Regions from separate parts of the Homo sapiens genome. Here region 2 is linked to region 1. A link is an interaction called in ENCODE POLR2A ChIA-PET data of the cell type or tissue named here. Cell type or tissue: OCI-LY7. All regions are shown on one strand. Links, peaks and the distances in the headings refer to the core of each region. The heading gives the core; the rest is flanking DNA.

Evidence for each region. ChIA-PET counts read pairs that join two places held together with the same protein. Peaks named below come from ENCODE experiments on the same cell type or tissue, not always from the same donor. Only the 100,000 strongest peaks of a DNase experiment are listed, where the experiment ranks them.
Region 2: POLR2A ChIA-PET joins it to region 1 with 11 read pairs; 1 of 35 experiments calls an interaction of 5 or more read pairs at or near these places.

Annotation. Positions count from the first base shown.
Region 1 is chr3:10,382,333-10,391,534 of GRCh38, forward strand. ATP2B2 (ATPase plasma membrane Ca2+ transporting 2) reads right to left here. Exons shown (of 23, transcript NM_001001331.4): 6 at 5,945-6,070; 7 at 4,148-4,180; 8 at 2,936-2,995. Among named protein-coding and RNA genes, the nearest start is that of MIR885, 7.6 kb to the right of the region's middle. RefSeq lists a silencer at 7,759-7,959. In OCI-LY7, for the core only: no CTCF peak of the experiment used is centred there; DNase peaks (open chromatin) are centred at 4,633, 7,199 and 7,909; H3K4me3 peaks cover 1,840 bases; H3K27ac peaks cover 3,885 bases.
Region 2 is chr3:10,452,297-10,461,498 of GRCh38, forward strand. All of the region lies in intron 1 of ATP2B2 (ATPase plasma membrane Ca2+ transporting 2), which reads right to left. Among named protein-coding and RNA genes, the nearest start is that of ATP2B2, 49 kb to the right of the region's middle. RefSeq lists a silencer at 7,889-8,183. In OCI-LY7, for the core only: no CTCF peak of the experiment used is centred there; DNase peaks (open chromatin) are centred at 4,555, 5,505 and 8,045; H3K4me3 peaks cover 579 bases; H3K27ac peaks cover 1,545 bases.

The sequences.
Region 1 (9,202 bases), core at 379-8,378:
GCCCATGATGTATAATTTTTTTTTTCTTTTTTGAGACAGAGTCTCACTCTGTCTCCTAGGCTGGAGTGCAGTGGCATGATCTCAGCTCACTGCAACCTCCACTTCCTGGGTTCAAGCAATTCTCCTGCCTCATCCTCCTAAGTAGCTGGGATTACAGGTGCCCACTACCATGACCGGCTAATTTTTTTTTTTTTTTGTATTTTTAGTAGAGACAGAGTTTCACCATGTTGCCCAGGCTGGTCTCCAACTCCTGACCTCAAGCAATCCACCTGCCTTGGCCTCCCAAAGTGCTGGGATTTCAGGCATGAGTCATTGCGCCCGGCCTCATGATGTATAATTAACTGTGATTATAACCATGATTACAGGTCATGTATTACATAGTGACACACTAGTAATGTAAAAGAAAAATAACTAAATAATAATGGCAATCATAATGCTTCCAAGATGAATGGACCACACCCATTTTTCAGTTGGGGGCTTGGGGGAGCAGGGTCAAAGGGAAAAATTATCACCCTAATTTTTTTTTTCCATATCCAAGTCATTGTGATCTGGCTCAGAGGAAGGAGGGGAAAGAACACTTAATTCTCTCTCAATCGGCAAGGTTCCACCTTGTGCCTCTCCACCTGTAATGTGCTCTCACCTGGAGTCTGGAAAGCCTGTTAAAATGCAGATTCTCCTTCAGTTGGTCTGGGGTGGGGTCTGAGATTCTGCATTTCTTTTTTTTTAATTTTTTAATTTTAATTTTTATTTTATTATTATTATACTTTAAGTTTTAGGGTACGTGTGCACCCTAAAACTTAAAGTATAATAATAATAAAATAAAAAACTGAGATTCTGCATTTCTAAGGAGCTCCCAGGTGATGTGCAGGCTTTGGGTCCTGTGATCACATTTTGAATAGCAATGGCTTAGAGCATTATTTCCCAGAGTATATTATGGGGCAGACCAATTCCACAGGATTCAGCCAGGAAAGGTCTTGCAGTCAAATCAGCCTAGGAAACTCTATGTGACTCTGTAACTCTCCGCTACACACCAGCATATTCAAGGCTCTGAGCAGTCCTGTAACCAGGACTAATTCTGTAACCAGGAAGAGATCAATTCAATCCAGTGGTTCTCAAACATCTTTGACCACAGAATCCTTTTCTTGGGGTAAAGCCCTCTTAACATCCTTGTGAAACTTACAAGACACACTCCACTGGGAAATCCTGGATCAGGAGGAGAAGCACACACTTTAGAGCCAGCCAGGTCTGGGTTCTGGGTTCAAATCCCAGCTCTGCTACTTTCTAGCTCTGTGACCTTAGGCTAGTGTCTTGGTCTCCTTGAGCCTCAGTCTCCTCATCTTTAAAGTGGGGACAATAAAACCTGTATCATGGGGGTGTCATGAGGATTAAATGAGATGGTGAATATGAAATGCTTTCAGCAGTGCCTGGTATACAGTAGGTGGTCAAGAAATGAACGTTTCCTACAGTTTCTCTTGGGATATTTGGGGTTTTCTGCTGCAGTCTGGAAGTAAAGCTGCCCTTTTTTCTGAGACTGGCCAGCCTGGATGGGGTCTGTATGTTCACAAAGCTCAGCAGGCTCACTGCCGGGGTGAAGTGGGTGCCCCCTCTAGGTTCCTTCTCTCTCAGCCATGGGTTTGCCCACATGGGTTCTCCTTGTCACCCTCAGCCACCCCTCCCTGAGGCATGACACCTCCCACTCCCCAAGCTGTCATCCTTCCTCCTCCTGTGCCTGAAATAGAGCCATACCAGAATTAGTCCTTCTTGGCAAGGCACTGCTCGCAGAAGTGCCTTACTCAGCCCCGACACCTACTAGGTGCTTCCATCTTTGGGCACTTTGAATGCAGGTGGCTTGGGGAGAGGTCTAGGGCAGGGGATGGGAGGCTGCGGGGAACAAGTCTCCATATTTTGCAGGAGTGGTGAGAAGTGAATGATATGATATAATGGATGAGAAACCCACAGCCCAGTGCCTGGTATGCAGAGACGGTGGGAAAAAGATTTTCCCCTGCCCTCAGCTCCTCTGGGGCAATGTTTTCATGATGGAGCCCTAATGGCTCTCAACAGTTCAGGAGTAGCCTGGGGGACTATTATGTCACTTTATTTGGGGATAGGGGTGGTATCTGAGTAAACAAAAGCCTTGTCTGTTGCTCTGAAGCCAGAAGGGGATAGAAATCCGAAATCTTCTAAAGGCTTTGGGGGCAAGTGAATGGAACTCCTTCTTGCTTGCGTGTAAGGAGATTAAGATGCAGACACCAGTACACAGTGCCAGCCCCTCTCCCCCACCCTCCACCCCTGTGACCCAGGACAAACGCTCCAGCACAGGCAACAGCAAGAAACACCAGTCCACATCCGAAGGACAGAACCAGGCCCGAGCCCAAGCGAACCCCCTGCCCGTTGGCTCCGTGAAAGAGAAGAGGAAAAACTGTTTACTGCTGGCTCAGCCATGCTACAGGACAGGGCCAAGGAGCTGAATCCCGGCCTGGGTCCCCTTGCCTCGAGGAAATTTTAGAGTCGAGGACTAGAGCCTTTGCTGGGGACCCAGATGCCAGCTTCAGCCCAAGCCCTGATCCCAGGCCTTCTTCCCAAAGCCAGGGCCAGGAATACACTTAGGAGAGGGCCATGCCAGGTGGGACGCTCCTTCTTGGGAGCCAATCTGAAGCCAAAGTCTCGTCTCTTATCTGGGCTCCATGGGGAGTCAAGGGCTCGACAGGAGCCAGCACCTTTTTGGCAGCTGTGAGGCTGACAGGTTGCAGAGCTGACTCCCCCGGCTGTGGCTCCTGTCTTAAGCGCCTGCCCCATGTGAGAAGGTGACTGTCCCAGCGGCCCATGCACATCCGAGATCTGTGCAGTCCAGAACAAGGAAAGAAAGCCCAAAGTTGGGGTGGGGGTGAGAGACGCCCATCCAACCATGACCAGGAGCTCGCCGTGGGAGACATACCATTGACTAGGCTGGCATTCGCACTATCTGCAGCATTTGAAGCTGCCGCACCGTCTGCTGCTGCAGGGGGGTGGGAGGGATGGAAAATGCAGTGTCACAATGGAGAAAAGCAACAACGACAAAGACATGAACCAACTTGTGGGGAGATAACATGACTCTATTCTTAAAAAAAAAAATTATCCTTTGGAAACCAAGAAACTCAAATTTGGGGTGGGGGTGAAATGTTCCATAGAGATGCCGCAGAGGTTGAGGGGAGAAACTCAGACATGGAGGGTCTTTCAAATAAAGCATGGTGGATGACCAGGGTGGTTAGCTGGGATGGTGCTGGTCTGTGCTGAGGTCTGGACCCTGCTGGTCCAACCAGTCAAGAGAGTCCCCTGGAAGAGAGGGCTCCATGAAATGAGGAGATCTGGCTGCCCATTGGGGGCCAGGAGTGGAAAAATATTCACTAGGCAGTGCAGCGTGGGCACGGACCACTCAGAATGAGTATTCTCCATGACCACCATCTCTGTGCATCAGGGTGTTCTGGAAGAACATTTGCTAATGGTGATGACTTTGACTTAACTGGATTCATGCCCTTGATTCAGGCCATTGCCTCCTTCCTTAACTGGCATTCCAGAGACTGCTTTGGGAACTCCCATGTGAGATGCCCCCCAAATTTAAAAGGTGACATCAAGCATGTTGCATTTTGTATATGGGATGGAAAAGGCACTAGTGAATTTTTCTTAATTTAGAAATTAAAAGTGATATGAGATGGCTAAATTCACACCTTTTGCTCTTTCTTGTGGGTAGGGAATAGTGTTCTATGGGCAGGAAGAGGCCCCACTGGGTGAAGCACACTGTTGCGTGAGGGCATGGGCTCCCCAGGGGTGCTGGTGGGGAGAGCAGGGCCTGAGGGGAGGGTCCTATGATGGTGAGCAAGCTTTGCATGCTGGTACGCAGGGCTAAGGGTGGTGTAGAGATGGGGGTGGTACCACTTGGCATTGGCTGGTAGGGTGAGGCACTGTAAGGGCAAGAGGGTGGAGTGGGGTGTTGGCTTGTCCCACAGGGCTGGCATCACAGGAGGGCACAAAGGAGGGTCTGGGGGGTGGAGCCACCCACAGGCATGTGGCCTCCTCCAGCTGTGTGCTGGTGGTCTAGGGGCAGGGCCCAATGACCAAAGCCTGCTGCTATTTCTAAAAGCCCATCTACCCTGAGGGTGTCTTACTGTACCTGGTAGCTGAAGGCCATCCCCCTTCTTCACACCTGTGTGATGATTTTTGAGACATGTTAATGAAGGAGAAGCACACAGCCTCATCTGCCCATGCGCACGCGCACACACACAAACACACATGTGCATACACACATGGCCATACACCTAGGGTCATCCTGAAATGGGGACATGTGGCGGGCTCTAAGCAATGTTCCTAGTGGAGGTGATGGGATGGGAGGGCAGAGGGGGCCCAGCTGAGGCCATGCTGCTCATGGTGGCCTGAGATGCTGGACTGCTCCCCCAGGCTTCCTCTGCCACATCCCTTCCACATTCCCCATCTTCCTTCTACATGAGGCTATTTTTCTGACATCTCCATCTCACAGGAGTGCAGGTGCATGCTCAGCGAAGGACCCTGAACTGTGCTTCTGGGGCAGTTGACACTTGTCTTCCTACTGGCATTTAAAAACCACAGATCTGGCCCTGCTAGCATTTTAAAAACCACAGATCTGGCCCATAGAAGAGTCTGGGGGCGTCTTCCCCTCACTCAAGCCTCAGTGAGGTGAAGACAATGAGTACAGGCTGCTGCATCCTGCCTACCTGCTTAGATCTGCCTAACTGCTATCATTGTGGAATAGGGCTCAGCCATCCTACCACAGATTCAAACCCAGCATGTGCACACTCTCCTTATGTCCTCTGGGACTCTTAGTCACGACTCTTTCCTCAGTTTCAGCCTCAGCACCCCTTTACTCTCTCCAGCCTTCTAATTTCCCAGAACACAGCTCAGCCCCATTGTCCTGCTGGAGGGGCCACCATAATCTTAGGGGACCCCCTAGAAAATGGATTTTGCCTTCAGGAACAAGTAATCTTCAGTCTCGACCTAAGCTCTGTGCCTGATTAGCCTCTGAGAGCTGGAGGGAGCAGGGCTGCCCCTAAAACTCAGTGGGGGAGGCATCTGTCCTCTCATCTCCCTTCTGGGGTTCTAGAAGTTCTGAATGTCACAGATCCTCCCTTTGTGCTTGAGGAAGGAGACAAAAGACTGAAAATGTGAAAGGGGGGCTATCTTTGAGATCAAGTGTGGGGACAGGTAAGGAGTCAGCTGTGCTGGGACCAGAAGCCTGGGCCTTTGGATTTGGGCCTGGCCTGAAGAGACTTGAGCTTTTTGTTTGAGCATCTTTCCCTCTGTTCTGAGAGACAGTTTTAGCCTGGGTGGTCAGCTCGCTGCATTGAGGAGAGCCCAGTGAATAAGGAATCTTATTTTCAAGGAGGAGGAAGAATCAGAACTCAGACAAGATGGTAGGTCTGGGAGCACTGGAGAGTAAACTCATAATGGTTGATTTGGAGCCATGCATCTGGCTACCTTTCCCAGAATCTCCTCTGCCCATGTCTTGGATGAATCTATGCTGGGTGGATTTTCATTTCTGCTCAGTGGAGTTGACAATATTGGAAGGAATATGCTTCCAATGGGTGGGGATTTCTACTCAATACTGGAGTGATGATGGGACCAATTGATGCTGGCTGTTTCCACCACTTGAGGCTGGAGACTCAACAACATGGTCAGCATCCTTGGCCTGGCCCGGAGGGGAAGGAGGGGCCTCCATGACATGATTGGACAAGACAGAGACTGGGACAAGACCTGGAGATGGAACAGACAGAGCCTACCTGGCCCATGCAGGCCTTAAGGATGCAGGAGGTGGCTGTCAGCACAGGGTGCGGACGTAGAAGGCACTCAATAACTATTTTGTTGAGTGAACAAATAAACAAAAAAAAAATGTGGCCTTAAGAGCTCCTCTCCTGGTCTGCAAGGGGATTAGGCTTACCTTTTTTGTCTTTCTTCTCTTCCTCTTCACCACCAGCCCCCAGGAGGGTAAAGATGATGCCAGTCTGAGAGTTCACACCCACAGCAGTCACCAACATCCGTCCTGAGCCCTCCATCACGTGGGTTCCTGGGAAAGGGGACAAAAGCCAAGTTACCATTGCATGGTTGAAGCCGTCTCCCCAAAGGAGTGAAAAAATGTGGTCTCAGTCAGCTCCTGGCTCTTTGCCTGCAGAGGTCATGGGGCATCACCTATGGTTAAGATTCACACTGTGTGTGTGGTGGGCTCTTTCAAGATGCTTTCACCTCAGGACAGTGCTGGGGTGGAAACACTGCTACCTATCAGTTCTCAGGTACCCCAAACATCTCCAGGCCCACCACCTACTACCTGCCCTGGAGGGTCACTTCCTCCTTCTGTCTCCTTCTCCCCACTCCTCTACCACCCTTACAGATGTAGACATCAAACTCCAGGAGTGTTATCAGTGTCCATGATGCCACTACACACATTACAAAAATCACAGATTTTTTCATATCACTTTACAGCTATTGCAGCATTGTTGGTGCTCATCTCTATTTTATAAATAAAGTGGTTATGCAACTGCTTGCTAGATCTTGTTATTCAGTGTTCTAATAAAGTACACTCATTACTATACCACATATTTTTTTTCTACTTTATGCCAATATAATTGGTTTCCTTTGTGACCTCAGTGGGATCTTGTGGGACCTCATGCATTTCATTTTATGCATTTCAAGGCTTTATTTGGAATAGGTGTGGCACATGATGATACCAGACTACTCCAGGGGTCTATGCTGCAAGAAAGGTTAAGAACCACTTTCCTAGAACTTTAGATTTCTCAAACTGGGTTCCAAAGGACCCTGACATTCTTTCCAGGGGCTGGAAGTGTAGCTATGGTGGGTGAAGGAGGCCTTTGGTCAGGATGGCTCTACTTTTATTTGTTTTATCTTTGGGGCTTCAGTGTCAGCTATTGTTTCATGAGAGAGCCTTGTTGCTGCTTGCAGGCAGCCTCTCCACCATGCAGGCTCAGAGAGCAACTTGTCCAACAGCAAGCAAGGGCTTCAGAGGGAGGATAAGCTGAAGAGAGGGGAGAAATATGGTCTATACACTCAATGGAATATTATTCAGCCTTAAAGAGAAAGAAACTTGAACACAGGCTACAACATGGATGAACCTTGAGGATACTGCAGTAAGTAAGTGAGCCAGCCAGCCACAAAAGGACCATAAATACTATATGATTCCACCTGCATGAGGTCCCCTGAGTCATCAGCTTCAGAGATAGAAAGTAGAATGGTGGGTGCCAGGGGCTGGGGAAGGGAAATGAAAGTTAGTGTTTAATGGGTGCAGAGCTTCAGTTTGGGAATATGAAAAGAGTTCTGTGGATGGATGGTGGTGATGGTTGCACAAAAACGTGAAGGTGCTTAATGCCATTGAACTGTACACTTACAAGTGGTTAAAATGGTAAATTCTATGTTATGTGTATTTTACTATTAATATAATTTTAAAAATTGGAAAAAAAAGCCCCCTGAAGCCATGGCCTCACTGGGGAAGCAAAGGTGACCCCAGGAGGACAGCTGGGACCCAGTCTGGGAAGTAGACAGCAGCTATGCCCACCCAGTTCTAGCAGCGAGGGAATGCGGCACTGCTGGTCCTTTGTCCTTTGATTGGTGCTGGAAGAATCTGGATGCTGGAAGGTTGGCTCTCCAGGCACACATTTTTTTTTCCTGTTTTTATTTTTTTGCTACTCTGGGTAGAAAGCTGTATATGATGCAGGACACACTACCTTCTCAGATGGGGGAGTAAGAATTCCACCCTGGCCTGGCTGGACAGTGTCACAGAGGCCTTGACAGCCATGACAGTGACTCTCCGACATGCCATGCCTTGCTTCTGGAACTCACTTCTGCTTTTCAGAGTTCTCTTTTCTGTCCCCTCGAGACTAGGTGCCACTTCTTCCTGTTTTCAGCATAACTTATCTCTCACTGTGTTTTGGTTTGCCTCAGATTTGAAGTCTATGTCAGGAAACTCATTAGAATTGTATCTAAAATAAGGGTTGAGGGGTTCTGGGTCAGACCTAAAGAGCTTGCCTTAAGCAAGGTATCTGTTTTCACTTTTTAAGTGGTATCACCCACCTTGTCCCTTTCCTTGTAGGATCTGAGTGATATCCCGATGTTGTGTGTGTGTGTGCCTGTGTGTGTGTGCGTGCATGCTTTTGTGTGTGTGTGTGTGTGTGTGTGTGCGCTTGCAACAATCTAGCCTCTTGGTCTCTGGGGTCTCAGGATCTCAAAGTGCTTTACAGAGAGACAGACACTCTCCAGTGATTCCTTTCAGGCACGTAAATGCCAGCCTCTCCCTGCACAGATGCAGAAACCAAGTCATGAAGGCTCACAGAGGGGGTGTGCGGAACCCAGATTCTCAGATGGCAAGCTCTTTGGCCATTCCCAGGACAGAAGGACAGTGCTTTTTTTCCCCCTTGGCAGGGCACAGTGGGGACCACAGAATGAGCTCAGACATTGGCTCTAGGCTGAGCAGCCCAGGCCTGGTGGCTTCTCATCACAGGCAGACCCTGGAGCACCCCACCCTGCTCTGTCACCCTGCTGAGGGCCAGTAACAGGGCCTTGTTCATTATAATAACTTGCTGACAAGATGCCTCCGTGGGCACCAGCTCGGCTTGTTAGGGTGCTAGGAGGAGGGGCTGTTACATATCAGCATTAGACAGATAAGAAACTGGGGTCTCATGGCGGGTATCACTGGAGACTCTTCAAAGGAGAGGAAGGAACACTACGCTGCATTCATAGGGCACAGAAAGCAGTAACAGCCACCCAAGCTGACCTCTGTAGAACACCTACTGTGTGCAGGGCACATGCTGCCCTCCACGCTCAATGATCTCATCTAGTCCTCAAACTGGAGGAAACTGAGGCTCAGAGTGGAGGGGTGGACTGCCGAGTCACTCTGCAGGTGAGGGGCAGAGCCTGGACTTGAACTCTCTGCTGTCCCTGAGCCTGTTGTCTTTGTTACCTTCCACTTAGCCTCCAGGGGCAAGGCCCTCACATTCTGGTCTGAGACACATTCTGCTCTGAGTAGAAAGGTTCGCTGGAAATGAAGGCATTGGTTCTCTGGCTTAGGTGGCAACCAAGAGGCTGCTCCCCACCTCCCAACCCAAGACAGGATGGAAAAAGATGCAGGGGGCCAATTTCCACCCACGATAATCAGACTCCCAAATCACCTTCTAATCTAATCACTCCCATC
Region 2 (9,202 bases), core at 327-8,326, 70 kb after region 1:
GTTTGGGCCGAATGCTCTCCTCCCCCTGCTACAAGCTAGTGCAGAGCCTCAATACGGCTCCCTCCCCAGTCTAGGGCCAGCCACAGGAGGCAAGGAGAGACCTCTGAGAACATGTGGGCCCTTGTTCAGGGTTGGATGAGGCACTAGGTCCGTGCAGGGATGGGGCGGGAGCTTTTACATTAAGCAGTGCTCTTCCTGCTGCCTGCTCAGTGTAAATGTGTTTGGTGTATGTTCAGGAAGCTGGGTAGAGAAAATCCAAATGGCAGGAGTAAGACAAGGATAGAGTGAGGCAAATGGGCTACAATTGGGGCAGAAGGAAGGAAATGAGGTCAGGGGTCCTTCAGGCCAATGCAGTGGCTGGGGCTTGTAGGAGAGATGGGTCTCAGATGCTGGGGGAAGGCTGAACCCCGCTGGAGGGGTGAGCGCTGGGGAGGTGATTTGACTAAGAACTTTCCAGAACAGGCTTTGCTTACTCAGGGAAAAGAATTGAGATGAGGAGATGCAGACCTTCTGTCCAGAAGGAACTTGGGACTGACCTGGAGCCCCAGGAGGCCTCAGTCCTTGACGCTTAAGCAACAAGTCTGGATTGGGTGAAGGCAAAGCTGGTGAACATTTACCACCCACACCTGCACTAAACTTACTGGCAGTAGAAATCACCTGTGATTCTGAGCTAGTCACCTGGATTCTCTGTCTTAGCTTCAGCATCTATAATTTGGGGCTACTGATATATAACATTGCCTGACTGGCACATGATAAGCATTTATTGAGTGCTTATTAGGTGCCAAGCACTCTGAGTGTTTTACAGAAATATCTATCTCAGAGACGCTGCAAGGCGTTATGCATAGGGCTCTGGAAACCACTCATTCTGAGTTCAAATTCTGGCTCCTTCATCTCCCAGCTGAATGGGAAGGAAATTAACTTTGATTTCATTATCTTACAAAAAGCAGAGGGGAATAGGAGTATCTACCTCATAGATGTTATGAGGCTTAAATGAGTTATTTCGTTTAAAATACTTAGAACCAAGCCCAGAACATAGTCAGCACTCAAATTATTGTGATTATTATTGTCAATCCATAAAAGCGCTTTATGAGACCTATTATCCCTAGAACATATGAAGAAACTGAGGCCAAGAGAGATGAAGTAAATTGCTCAAGATCACAAGATTAGTGAGTGGTGGATCTGGGATTTGAACCTAGGCAGTCTGGGTCCAGAGACACATTCCTAATCAGGATGCTTTTCTGCTTCCCCTGGTGAATCTCCCTCATGAGGTTCTTATGACACTTAAATGAAGTGCCATATGTGAATGAAAGTGCTTTGCAATCCACAAGGGACTTTCTAAACCCGAGCTGCTGTTTTCTATCTGTGCCTGTGCTACCTGCGGAGTGGCTTACAGGCACTGATAATTACGTCTCTGACAGTACAAGCAAGCTATGAGAATCGTTAGCAGCAATTATATCTGTGATCACAACAGTAGGCATGAGTTAGTGGGCTACTGTTGATTTTAATGACTACTGTGATAAGATGAAAAATGATCTTCAACCATCTATCCACCCACCCACCCATCAATCCACACACCCACCCATCCACCTGCCCACTCACCCACCCTTCCATTCATTCATCCATCCATCCACCCATCTACCCACCCATCCACTCATCCATCCATCCATCCATGCACTCGCTCACTCACTGACCCTTCCATCCATTCATCCACCCACCCACCACCCACCGACCCATCTACCCATCCACTCATCCATCCATCCATCCACTTACCCATCCAACCATCCATTCAATGATTGTGTTTTGGGTACTACACAGTGCCAGGCACTGAACAATCCAGAGAGGAACTCTGCCCTCTACGAGCCCACAGTGAAGAAGAGAGACAACTAAATTAGTGATTTCTATGACTTGAAGAGTTTGCCATCATGGGGACCCCCAGGTGCTGTGGACACACAAAGCAGGAAGACCTGAACTGGCCCGGGGTAACCAGGAATGCCTTTCCTCTCAGCTCCAAGTAGGGATTTTTTTTTCTTCAGGTAAAGAAGGACTTAATAAAAAGATGAATCATGAAGAAACTGAAATACACAACTGTCTGCTAGTAAAAGGTGCAGAAGGAAAACAGTGTGAGCCAGTATAGAGGGACAGAACTCTGGGATAACAAAATCAATTAAAAATCAGAACTCCACCCTGAAGGCGACTGATCTCATACTTCCTTCTCTACCTCTTCTGATGTGGCTTGTTCCCTAACCCTGCTTCATCTCATGGGTGCAAACATGAGGTCACCCCTTTTCTGGGCATTTTGTTTTTTCATTCCAAGCTGTAGAGCCCACTTTGGTGCTTGCTCTGACAGCAAGATTTGCTGGAAAAATGTGAAGTCCACCAGCACAAAAGCTACTTGTATGATATTATACAAATGATCTTTTCACAGATTGACAGAACTGAGGACCCCATAGTTTGCCTAGAATACCTCAGATGCCTGACTCCTGCAGATGTGCCATGTGTCTGTTCAGAACACTCTTCACTACCTGGGCCTTTGCCTCCCTAACAGCTGCTGTCCTGTTCAGCCTCAGTTTCCCTTCCTTGGAAGCCTTTCCTGACCACCTAGACTGCATAAATGCTCCTGACTCCCAGGTGCCTCCCAGATTGTAGTACACTTCACACTGTATTGCTTGAGCCTGCTTAACTGTTTTCTTTCCCCAGGATTCTGAGAGCATCATGTGGGCAGTTGCTATGTCTCTTCTGTACCTAGTGCAGTGTCTGGCATCCAGAAGGCACTCAATAAATATTTGGTGTTGGGTCTACTGCCTGTGGAAGCTGTGACTTTAGATAGGTCCTCAGACCTCAGTTTGCTCATCTGTAAGATGGGCTAGTGATTCCTACCCTGCCTACCTTAAGAGTTTTCTGGGGGGTCAGGAAAGATAACAAAATCAGCAGTCATAGTTTTTCTTTGAGATGCATGCACTGCCCTCCACTGCCCAGTTTCCCCTCTTTGTAATGAGGCATCAGAGTGAGGGTGAAGCTGGGACGACTTCCCTCAGCCACAACCCCAGAAGATTCTCAGGCTCTTGCTGCCTCATCCAAATATCATGTGACCTACCACTCTATGGCTGAGAGACTAAATGAACTATGTGACCTTGGAGAAGTCATCTAACTTTGCTGGGCTTCCTCTGTAAAGTGGGGATGACCCTGTTTGTCTTACAGGCTGCTGCAAGGACTCAATGAGAGCCAGCTCCTGGCCCAGAGCAGAAAATGAAACACTGGCTTCCTTGAGTCCCCCCTGCTCCCCTCCTCCTAGTTATTAGCAAATGTTCCTCCCTCATGGTTGCAATGAGGTTCACTTGCAGTCAGCTCTCAACACTGCACAGGTGAGCACCCCTGCCCTAAGCAATGGGCACACAGGCCTGGACAGGGCATATAGCCAGACCTGGCCTAAAGAGGTTGAGCAACACACTAGGGGTCACACAGCCAACTGAGACAAAGCCCAGTGAGAATCTCCTCCTTGTTTTCCCAGCTCCAGTGGTGTGACCCTGAGCAAGCCCCTTTCTTCTCTGGGCCTCAGTTTCCCCATGTGGGAAGTGAAGGGATTGGATTAGTGCTCTCTGGAGTCCCTTCAGGCTCTGATGTGCCAGGCCCTTCAGAATCCAGGAGAACATTCTGACAATATTGGATTTATGCATTTCAGTTTCATCTTATTAGCATTTAAATTACTCTGTATTGTTACATTTCAATGACTCAAGAATAGGTTAGGGGTGCCTTAATAAAAAGTCTTTGCCAGAAGGGAGGTTGGGAGAGGAAGGAGCAATATTTTTTTGTTTGTGGAGTTAATTTAACAAAGAAGGAATCTATCTTTCGAAGGAAGAATAAAAAAATAAACAAAACAAATCCCCAAACCAACAGCTTTTCAAATCCTAACTGAAGGATGGTAGCTGGGACAGTCGTACATGAATTATGTGCTAAAAATAACTTCTGGATGCCAAATTCTTCTGTTTTAAGACATGCTGAATTTAAGTGCCACCTTAATATGTATTTTTAAGGTCACTTTTCCATTGAATCATCAATGACTGAGGTGGGGCACAAGTCTGGTCTGAAGATCCCCAGTGATGGAAGCCTAGCTCTGCCAGTCACTAGTTATGTGACTTGGGCAGGGCTCTTAATCCTCTGTGCCTTGGTTGACCCTCCCCAACATGGAGACAACCCTACAGCCTACCTCACAGGGTTTTGTAAGGATTGAGATAGAGCTAGCACAGTTTCTGGCAACGAGGAAACACTTGTTAAATGGTGACTCTCCTATGAAAATTTAACTTACTCCCTGCCTCCAATCGCTCCCAGACCAGCATGTACCCCATAGTGCCATATTTCAAAGGGAACTCAGCTCTGACTTTCCCATGCCCACCAGGCTCCTTGTCACCTCTCAGGTGGCTGGGGAGGCCTCCAGCTTGTTGGCACAGCAAACAAGGCTAGTTTCCCTTCTGTTCTGGTCTTGATGAACTACTTATAGTTCCCATGAGGTAGGATGTTTGCTTTCCTCTCCTGGTTGCAAATTCTGGCCTTTCTGTAGGGGGCCCACTGCCCCAGTGATGGGGAACCCTCTTCCTCCATGCTGAACCCAAGGAAACAGGTGAACTCAGCCTGCAGTTGGGGGTGGAGGGCCAACAGCTCCTCCCTTGTCCTCACCCAGAGAGCCTCAGCCATTCTCTTAGATATCCTCTCTGGGGGAGGCAATTTCCTCTGCACGTGTGTGTAAGGAGGGAGAGCCTGATGGTGAGTGTGGATGTAAGCAGGCATGCCAATGTGAGTGTGCTAGATCAGTGTGTCTGTAGGGTGAGTGTGTGAGTGTAGGGTAAATGTGGGTGTGCAGGGTGGGTGTGGGTGTGTTAGACCAGTGTGAGTGTGCATGGCTAGTGTGACTGTGCAGGTTAAGTGTGGGTGTGTAGGGTGTATGGGCGTACAAGGCATATGTGGGTGCAGGGTTAGTGTGAGTATGCAGGGCTAGTATAGATATGCAAGATGAGTGTGGGTGTGCAGGGTCAGTGGGAGTGCATTATGGTGGTTTTCTTAGTATGAGTGGGACAGGGTCTGGGGGCACACCTGTGTCAGAAGAAGTGTGCAAATGCTGGTCTTAGAGTACGCCTGTAAGTGACCGTGCTTTGTGTGTGGGAAAGAGGGTCTCTATGATGTATCAGTGGACATGTGGTTGGTGTGAGTGACCCCAAAGGACAAGGTGTGCCACACAGGTCTACTGGAGCATGTCAGCATGAGTGTGCGTGTGTGTGTGTGAGAGAGAGAGAGAGCAAGCCCAAGATATCTGTGCCACACCTGTCTCTGGGTGTGCAAGCCCCATGATGTGTGAGTGTCTGTGTATGTGCTCAAAGCTGAAGAAGACAATCTCACAAACTCTCACAGTTGAGAAGAGAGAACAGGGAAAGAGGAAGGGAACTGAAAATGAATACCTCAGAAGCAAATTTAGTGCTATTTTTAGACAACTCCTATTCTGTTAACCAGAAAAGGAAAATCTAAAAAAAAATCCCAAAGAAACCGCCTTGCATCAGCCTTGAAGGCACAGGTGGCAGACGTAGGTCTAAGGGGCAGGCAGTGAGAGGGATCCAGGGCTTCCTGTGGAGCTTCTCACCCTCACGCCTGGCCTGAGGAAGGGGAGGTCCAGCCCTTACCTTCCTACCAGGGTCAACTCACTCCACTGTCCTCTGTTCTCAGAGGAGTTGCCAATGTTAGATGGCAGGAAAAACCTTCCATTTCTGCTCATCCATCCATCCAACCATCCATCCGTCTATCCATCCGTTCGTCCATCCTTCCATCTGTCTGCTTGACCATTAGCTGTCTGTCCATCTGTCAATCCATCAATCTCTCCATCCATCTGTTCATCCACCTACCCAATAAAACTAATGAGCTGCATCACAGGCCCTGCCCCGGGCACTGGGACTATGAGGAGAGCAAGAGAGACACTCAGATCCTTTTTCCTGCTGTTTAACATCTGCTCACTCTGCCACACAGAGCCCCCCAGTAACCTCAACCCCATGGTCAGGATGTGCAGGCTGGGTCAAGTGATTTCTGCACAACTTTTGGTTCGGGTTTTCCCTGGGAATCAGATCCACTCAGTTTTGATCTTGGTGTGATGACTATGATGAACAGCAGGAATCAGATCCACTCAGTTTTGATCTTGGTGTGATGACTATGATGAACAGCAGGAATCAGATCCACTCAGTTTTGATCTTGGTGTGATGACTATGATGAACAGCAGGAATCAGATCCACTCAGTTTTGATCTTGGTGTGATGACTATGATGAACAGCAGGAATCAGATCCACTCAGTTTTGATCTTGGTGTGATGACTATGATGAACAGCAGGAATCAGATCCACTCAGTTTTGATCTTGGTGTGATGACTATGATGAACAGCAATTGCTTAGCAAGTGCCTTCCATGGGCTGTGTGGTGTTGCTGTCCCCACTTTATAGGCAAGGAAGCTGGGGCTCAGAGAGGCCACAATCGCCACGGCCATATGGGTAGGACTTGGCATAGTTTCAGTATGTCTTCTCTGTCCAAAGCCTCTGCCTTTCCTTTGCATCCCCTTGTCCTTCAACAACTTGCACTATGGCCCTTCCTGCCTCAGTTTCCTCTTCTGTAAAATAAGGGTGCAATCTGGACAGAAGCTCAGTGTTGAAGGGTTATTTTAGCCCCACCCTCAAGGATCCTTGCTTCTTGGGTCATGCACAGTTCCCAGGGCTTCCCTGCTGCTGCCTTGTGTCTAGCAGAAATGGACATCCCAGTTGCAGGTCAAGTCGTGCTTGGCTGGAGGCCGAAGGAAGGAGAAATGCCCTAGAATCAGGAAGGCATGACCTGACCGGAATTCACCTTCTATCTGTGACATCCACTGCCCACCCTTGGGCTTCTGACTGCGGTGCCTGCCTTCCAAAATTTGTACCTTTTATGTGTTCCATGTTTAGAAATAATTTCCTTAAAAAATATTTGTGGAGTTTCTAATGAGGCTAAAACAGTAAAGTCACTAGCAGATCCAGACAAGATAGCCTGTTTGAGGCAGAAAAGTGTTGGGGAAGCTTCACTTTGGGCTGCAAGAGAGGGAACATGCCGTGGGAATGCTGGGGATGGTGGCCCTGCCTGGGATGGGCCAGCGGCTCTGGACATTGTACTCTGGTTTCAGCCAAATGCCTCAGCCACATCCCACCATCCTCTCTTGCACTGCCCAACTCTTTCCCTACTGCTGCACTGAAATTCTTGAGGTCTTCTTTGCAGCACTGGCTGCCTCCAGCCTCCAGGTCCTAACTGGCCTAACTGGCCAACATGACACTGTCCTCTTCTGCCCTCATCCCCCTCATTCTCTCCCACTGTCTGCTCCGTCCCTGTGGATTACAAGAAGAGGCTTGGAAGAAGAACAAAAAATGATAACAGCAACACCAACATCATTCCTGCTAGGTGCTCAGCACTGCTTTATGCACTTAGCTTGTTTAATCCTTCACAACGATGCTTTGCACTGGTACTCCAGCCCCGCCATTTATACAGGAGAAGACAGACTGAGTGTGCAGTGATTGGTGTAAGGTCTTATGGTTAAGGGGTGGCAGGGCCAGCCCTCTCTCATACACAGGCACTCTTAACAGCAACCTAGGCTCACACCCTTCTGTCCAGCAGACCAACTTCTTTGCCGTTTTTCCTTTCTGGTTTCTACAGTGAGGCACAGGGTTCTTCTGCGGTCAGTATTCTGACCACACACAACAGGTCACTGGCTGGTTGGTGAGGCCTCAGGCTTCACCTCTGACCATGGAGGGCTGGGGCCTAGGGAGCTGTCTCTGGGAATGAAGTGCTGATGGATGGACGGAGGTCAGTGCTGGGGAGGGATTGGATAGCTGAGGTCAGGGAACCTGATAACTACAGGCCCCCTCTCTCCCCAGCAGGTTGACTAACCTAGGCTGGGAGTGAGAACTGCCCACGTGGTCCTGGTGCTGAAAGACAGTACCCCTGGGGAGGACAAAGCTGGCAGTGGGGAACTGGCTTCCCTGGGAGCTGTCCTCAAGGGCACAGTGCTGATTAGGGAGGTGGAGGTGGGTGTTAAGGACAACATGTGAAGGAGCTGTCCACACACTGAGGTGCTGACACAGAGCAGGATGTTATTAAGTGCCCCTAGGAACTCTCCAGGACAGCAATGCTGACCAATGAAGAGTGGGGTTGGGAAAGCCAAGAGAAAGGTGCAACCCCCTTCCAACACCTAGGGTGCTGGGTGTAGGCGCTGGGGAAGGCACTGGGCCTTTTCCATGAGTTCTGTGAGCAAGCATGGGGAGCTGACCCCATATTTTAGTGCTGATGCTCAAAGCCTGTTTTTTAGGCTTTTAGGGGGCAGGACTGAGCTAACAAAATGATACTGTATAAAAGGTGACTCAGGGTCACTGAAGTGCATGCACTGTGGACCCACTTCAGTCCATCAGTGCCATCTGCCACTGATGCCAGAAATTCCACCATTAGTGATTCATTCTTTTGTACTGTGCGTGGTCCTTTCCTTCTGATTTCTGCCAGAACTGGGAGCATATTTAAGTGGTAGCATCTCAGTCTGACTGAGCTTAGTAAATTATTTCCTCCATGGGGTGAGGGAGGAAAAACTCACCCACAGAGGTGCCAGGGGATGTGTCTAAGTTGGGATATTACTTTTGGATAGTTGAGTGAGTCCTTTGGGGTCCAGATCAGAGAAACAGGAAGCTAAGGCTTGGAGGAAAGTCTTTCTATGTGTTCCAAGAATGCGGATGCTAGGAAATCTAGCTATATTGAGAAAGAGGCATTAAAACAGCAGAAAGTAGGACTCTTGGATTCAAAGGAGTGAGGAAATGAGAATGATGCAGGTACCAGCAGGGATTTGCGTATGTGCATGGGTGGAAGTGTCTTTTAGCTTCTATTTCTCACTACTGTGGCCAGACACTGTTCTACTTCTTCTAGACTAAAGCAGAGGTGCCCCTGGTTTGGTGACTGTGCACTCATCTTCCACACTTGAGCCCTGGTTATCTCCACCCAGAGTCTCCTTGGCAGAAAGCCAGAGATCTCTGTGAGGCTACTGACTTGGCCTCAGATCTGAAGGAGGAAAATCAAAAGGCCAGGAAGCCAGAGGAGCAGCTGAGAGCACGTGGGGATAAGCAGAGGTTTGCACTTGGGTCTGCACCCTCCCTCATGGTAAAGGTGTTCTCTCCTTCCT